Linked DNA regions of Homo sapiens: region 2 is linked to region 1. The links are chromatin loops, found by intact Hi-C in ENCODE. Cell type or tissue: ovary. All regions are shown on one strand. Each heading gives the region's core, and the rest is flanking DNA. Links, peaks and the distances in the headings are about the cores only. Region 1 has its middle 12 kb from the start of LINC00159. Region 2 has its middle 71 kb from the start of LINC00159.

Evidence for each region. A loop is a pair of places that touch in the nucleus more often than their neighbours do. Peaks named below come from ENCODE experiments on the same cell type or tissue, not always from the same donor. Only the 100,000 strongest peaks of a DNase experiment are listed, where the experiment ranks them.
Region 2: a loop joins it to region 1, with 4 times the contacts of the local background. A loop is called at or near these places in 1 of 110 quality-filtered maps.

The regions. Positions count from the first base shown.
Region 1 is chr21:32,072,501-32,075,416 of GRCh38, reverse strand. No RefSeq gene overlaps it. Among named protein-coding and RNA genes, the nearest start is that of LINC00159, 12 kb to the left of the region's middle. In ovary, for the core only: no CTCF peak of the experiment used is centred there; a DNase peak (open chromatin) is centred at 1,258.
Region 2 is chr21:32,013,754-32,016,669 of GRCh38, reverse strand. No RefSeq gene overlaps it. Among named protein-coding and RNA genes, the nearest start is that of LINC00159, 71 kb to the left of the region's middle. In ovary, for the core only: no CTCF peak of the experiment used is centred there; no DNase peak of the experiment used is centred there.

The sequences.
Region 1 (2,916 bases), core at 176-2,675:
TGGGTGTGGTGGCAGGTGCCTGTAATCCCAGCTACTCAGGAGGCTGAGACAGGAGAATTGCTTGAACCCGGGAGGTGGAGGTTGCAGTGAGCCGAGATGGCACCTCCGCACTCCAGCCTGGGTGACAGAGTGAGACTCTGTCTCAAAAAAAGAAAAAAAAAAGAAAAAAAAAAGTGTTACATGGAAGGCCGTTCTGCATTAAAGAGCTGCCCAAGGAGAAGGGAAGTAGTCAGTTTGCTCTTGCTAGAGATATGCAAACTCCACATGGAGAGTCCCCAGCTGGGGGCCAGAGATGCAGCCAGCCAATGGAGGATGGATCACCTTGACCTTCCAGGCTCCTTTCTGCCCAGAGGCCTAGGAAACACCTGCTGGCTGCCTCGCATGAGCGTAGAGACACAGGTGGACTTAATATTGCCCCTCCTTGAGGCAGGGCACAGTGGCTCACACCTGTAATCCCAGCACTTTGGGAGACGGAGGTGGGCAGATCACTTGAGGTCAGGAGTTCAAGACCAGCCTCACGAACATGGTGAAACCCCGTCTCTACTAAAAATACAAAAATTACCCGGCTGTGGTGGTGTCCGCCTCTAATCCCAGCTACTTGAGAGGCTGAGGCAGGAGAATCGCTTGAACCCAGGAGGCGGAGGTTGCAGTGAGCCAAGATCACGCCACTGCATTCCAGCCTTGGCAACAGAGCCAGGCTCCATCTCAAAAAAAAAAAAAAAGCTCCTTCTTTAAGGAAAGGCCAAATGCCAAATGCTATGGGTTGAATTTTGCCCCCACCATCTGCCCAAAATCATATGTTGAAGTCTTAACCCCCAGTGCCTCAGAATGTGACCTTATTTGCAAATAGAGTAATTGCAGATGTAATTAATTAAGACAAGGTCGTACTGGTGTAAGGTGGGTCCTAAATCCAATATGACTGGTATCCTTATAAAAGGGGAAAATCTGGGCACAGACAGGCCCACAGGAGGAAAATCCATGTGAAGATGAAGCCAGAGACCATGGTGATGCATTTATAAACCAAGGAAGGCCAAAGGTTGCTGGAAACCCCTGGAGGGTAGGTGAGGGCCTGGGACAGATTCCCCCTCGCAGCCTCAGGAGGAACCAGCTCTGCCAACACCTTGATCTTAGACTTCCACCCTCCTGAACTTAGACGACCCATTTCTGCCGTGTGAGCCCCCGGCCTGTGGTGTTTTGTCACGGCAGCCCCCGCAGACCGAAAGACCAGCTGAGCGCTCCTTTTCTCAGCATCAGCGGGACGGCCGCAGTTTCTTCCTCTGTGGGTGGATGGACCACTTTGCTGCCTTGTTGCTCGAAGGTGCACAGGAATCCGGCGCCAAAGGGTTGCTGGTTGGAGACAAAGCCACTTTCAAAATGTTCCGATGGGGAACAGCTGCCTCCTCCAAGCCCACCCTGTGCTAAAGCAGCCCTCCTGGGCCCAGAGCTCTGGCTCTGATGCAGTTGAGAATAATTGCCATGTGGGAGGAGGGCGGCCATTTTCCCCCGTCAGGGGTCAGAGCCCCTCTGCTCTGATAAAAGCAGCCACAGGGCCACAAGAACAAGGGGAGAAAATAGAGGAAGGGGCGCTCAGGCAGCCCAGAGAGCTAGGAACGGCCCCTGCTCCCTGTGGGCTCCCCCTTTATCCAGACAATGGTTTTATTCAAGCTGCTGGGGCTCCCTATCCTTGGCCCAGGCACACATCAGGAGTGTGGAGGCTGAACGTGCCTTTAAGAACCAGGACCTGCAGATCTAAGAGTCCTGGTATTGAGGCGGCTGTCAGGGAGGTCTCAATGGATGAGAGGCCAGAATCTGTGGCTTCTGCCATCAGTCTCTCATAAACACCATCATCATAACTCCCATCTCTCCAGCACTTCCTCTGCATTTGGCACCATAATAAGCACTTTCTGTGCATTTTGTCCTTTTATCCTCTAACTGCCCTAGCAGGTGGGTCCCTTTGTTATCTCATCTTATGCATCAGGAAACTGAGGCACAGAGAGGTTAAGGAACTTGCCGAAGGCCACAGAGCTAGTGGGCAACAGAGCCAAGCTCCGTGCTGGTAACCACCGTGGGCTGTGTTCTCCTCTCCGTGGGAAGTCTGTGGGCAGACAGCAGGGCCAAGCAGGAGGATTGCAGGGAAGGGCCTCTGAAGTCCATCTTGCAGGGCTAAGTTGGGGTCTTAGAGCCTGCGGCCCTGCAGAACATGAAATCATGCCTTGCAGAGCCGAACAGGGCCTTGAAATCATACAGTCCCCATTTTTCTCACAAAGAGGCTAAGGTCTATGGAGGTGAAGTGGCTGGTCCCAAATCCCAGAACAAATTAGTGGCAGAACCAGGCCAAGAGCATAGACGTCCTGGTTTCCAACCCAGCGATCTTTGTTAAATACCATGGTCCATCTTAACAAGAGGTAGTAATTTTCTTCCGTAGCTTTAGAGATTTGTAAAGGATGCTGAGAAACCCTTCCTGATCACAAAGGCTGTGACATATTTGGTTGAGTTTGCCATGGCAGTTCTTCTATAGGAGTTGGAAGAGTTGGACAGACACCATGATTCCAGCTGGGATGAGCATCCAACCTGCCATAGGCTGACTCCCCTGGAGAAGACCAACTGCAGGCCAAAATCTCCTAAGATCATATTTTAGATGTGGAGTTGAGTGAATTAACCTTTTGCTAGAAGTCCATCAGTCCTCCTATGCTCATTGTACCAATCACTGATAAATGTCAGCTGAAGACAAGGGAATCATTTTAGCACAGTAGAGACATTGAGAGACTGGATATCAACTATTGATGGTTCTTGAGACGTGTCTACAAAATTCTCCCATCCATTCAACCACTTAACCGTCCATCCTTCCATCCATCTGTCCATTCATCATCTTTTCATCCATTCACCCATCCATTCATCCACCCTTCCATTTATTTA
Region 2 (2,916 bases), core at 289-2,788, 59 kb after region 1:
CTCTTCCCACCCCCACCTCCTTAGAAGGGCATCAGTCCTATTGGATTAGGGCCCTGCCTTTATGATCTGATTTAACTTTCATTATCTCCTTAAAGATCCTGTCTCCAAATACAGTCACATGGGAGGTCAGCGCTTCAACACATGAATTGGGGTGGGTAGCAGGGGACACACAATTTCTACCATGACAGACAGAGAGAGCCCAGAGAAATAAATGAAAAATGTCCATTATATTTTGCCACAAGGGAGCTCCTGGTGAAGCTAGAGAGCAATTTCAATGAGGCAGTGGGAGAAGAATCCAGAATGTGGGGGAGCAAGATGCACTGAACAGTGCTTAAATATGGGAGCAGCAATTTCTATTTCGGTCAGTTTCGATTTCAGCATTTTCATTAAATTTGGGTAAGTTGGGATAAGAAGGGAAAGAGAGAAGAGACTCACGCTGCAACTGTGTGGGATTGATCTAGGGCAGTACTGGCATGGTTTACTGTCATTGATGGGGGCTCTGTGGAATAGAGTTTGATGGGGAATTTCTGGGGGTGTCTCCTAGCTGAGTGACATGTAGTCCTTCTAAGGGCAGCACAGACATTTCTAGCTCTGCACTGTGAGTATCTGTCCAACCAATGAAATGGATTTCTGTGTACCCAAGGAGGTGTCCCTTGAGGCCAGTGGAAATCAAAGACCAGTCTTAACAGGGACTTGCTACAACCTGCCTTGCAGGCAGATTTGTGCCAGAGGGTAAGGAAGTGCGGGTGCTCATGCCTGAGTAAAAATGATAGCAGTTTTAGGAACAAAGAGCCTCACATTTTGCATAAAGTAACACAGTGGGGCCAGCAAGACATTTGACATGTTAAAAAGGAATATGTGGAGAAAGAGCCAAGCACAGATGGCAAAGACAAGAGTTAGGGGTTGTCATGGAAGGTTTAAGGAAGGAAGGAGATGGCTCTGCCATGGAGCCTCGTCACTCACAAGGGCTGTGGAAGTGCTGAACCAGGCAGTGCGCTGAACAAGTAATTGTGAGCACGTTGGCCGGAGTGTTACATTCAGAGGGAAGAGAACTGGGACAGCAGGGAAATTTCTGTGAAAACTTGCCAACAATTTTGAATGATAAACTTACACTCAAAAGCCTTGGCATTTGCTCTGATTTTTCAAGGGAGGTTTGAAAAAACAAAAAGCACATGTTTTAGAGAAAAATAATGACCGATCGTAGAACATAGTGTTTCTATTATGGTCCAGAAGTAAAGCATCAACGTTCGCTGTAGAAAGCCTCAACATCCCTGAGACGTAAGAAAAATACTTATTTCAAAAGTGAAGAGAATGCTCATTTGCTCCTTTAACATCAGTGACATTGTTCATGCTCAATGCATCCCACAAAAGCAGAAAGCTGATCAGATTGTTTTAGGCATAAATACTAAAGTGACTGGAAAATGTTAAAGCCTTTTTTTTTTTAAGACGGAGTCTTGCTCTGTCACCCAGGCTGGAGTGCAGTGGTGCCATCCCGGCTCACTGCAACCTCCGCCTCCCAGGTTCAAGTGATTCTCCTGCCTCAGCCTCCTGAGTAGCTGGGACTACAGGCACCCGCCCCCACGTCCAGTTAATTTTTTTGTATTTTTAGTAGAGATGGGGTTTCACCGTGTTAGCCAGGATGGTCTCTATCTCCTGACCTTGTGATCCACCCGCCTCGGCCTCCCAAAGTGCTGGGATTACAGGCATGAGCCACCATGCCCGGCCAAGCCTTTTTTTAAAAGAAACTCTGGCTGTGTTTGCTTCTCAGCCTTGACAATTCTTTGGGCTCAATGCTTACTTTCTGTCACACAGTGTTGGTTTTTTTTTTGGGGGGGGGGTTTAATAATTAATTTTTATTTTTATTTCAATAGTTTTTGGGGTACAGGTGGTTTTTGGTTACATGGATAAGTTCTTTAGTGGTGATTTCTGAGGTTTTAGTGCACCCATCACCCAAGCAGTGTACACTGTATCCAATGTGTTGTCTTTGATCCCTCACCTGAGAGAGAAGGTTGGGAAGGGGGGTGAGGGATAAATGAGTCCATTATATAATTCTTATGTATTTGCATTTTCATAGCTTAGCCCCCACTTATAACTGAGAACATACAATATTTCGTTTTCCATTCCTAAGTTACTTCACTTAGTTAGAATAATGGCCTCCAGCTCCATCCAAGTTGCTGCAAAAGATATTATTTCATTCCTTTTTATGGCTGAGTAGTATTCCATGGTGTACATATACCACATTTTCTTTATCCACTCACTTGTTGATGGGCACTTAGGTTGGTTCCATATCTCTGCAATTGTGAATTGTGCTGCTATAAATATGTGTTTGTATGCCGTCACACAGTTTTTGATGAAAGATGTTATTTAATGCTCTTGATTACCAATCTATTTCACCAGATATGATTCCAATTGACTTTTGGTTGTTAATTCCACCCACAAAGAAATTGAATTTGCCACTATTGGTAACATTCAAAAGAATGTAATGAACGAGGGCTCCTTGGAGAAATGGCTGATTCTAGGGCTGGAGCAAGGGAAATACAACATGAGCTTGGAATATCTTGTAGTGCCAGGAGGTGAGGAAGTGCTCAAAAATCAAAGGGAAGGAAGCATGTCAAAAAGAAACAGGAATCAGCCTGAAAGAGCTCCCAATGGCCAAAGCCGCAACAGTTTGAGCAACAACATAAATAATGCTGTATTGGATTATAACCCAAACTATAAAATAAATATCTATGACTCCATACTGATATAAATAAATGATCAAGTAAATAAAATAATGGGGGAAAAGAGACACATCTTCCTTAAAGAAGAATTTGAAATAATACATGTAAATATTCACCCCTCTAGGGGGTGGCACTCAATCCCTCCCACACCTTAAGGGTAGGCTAGACTTAGTGACTTACTTCCAAAGACTAGAGA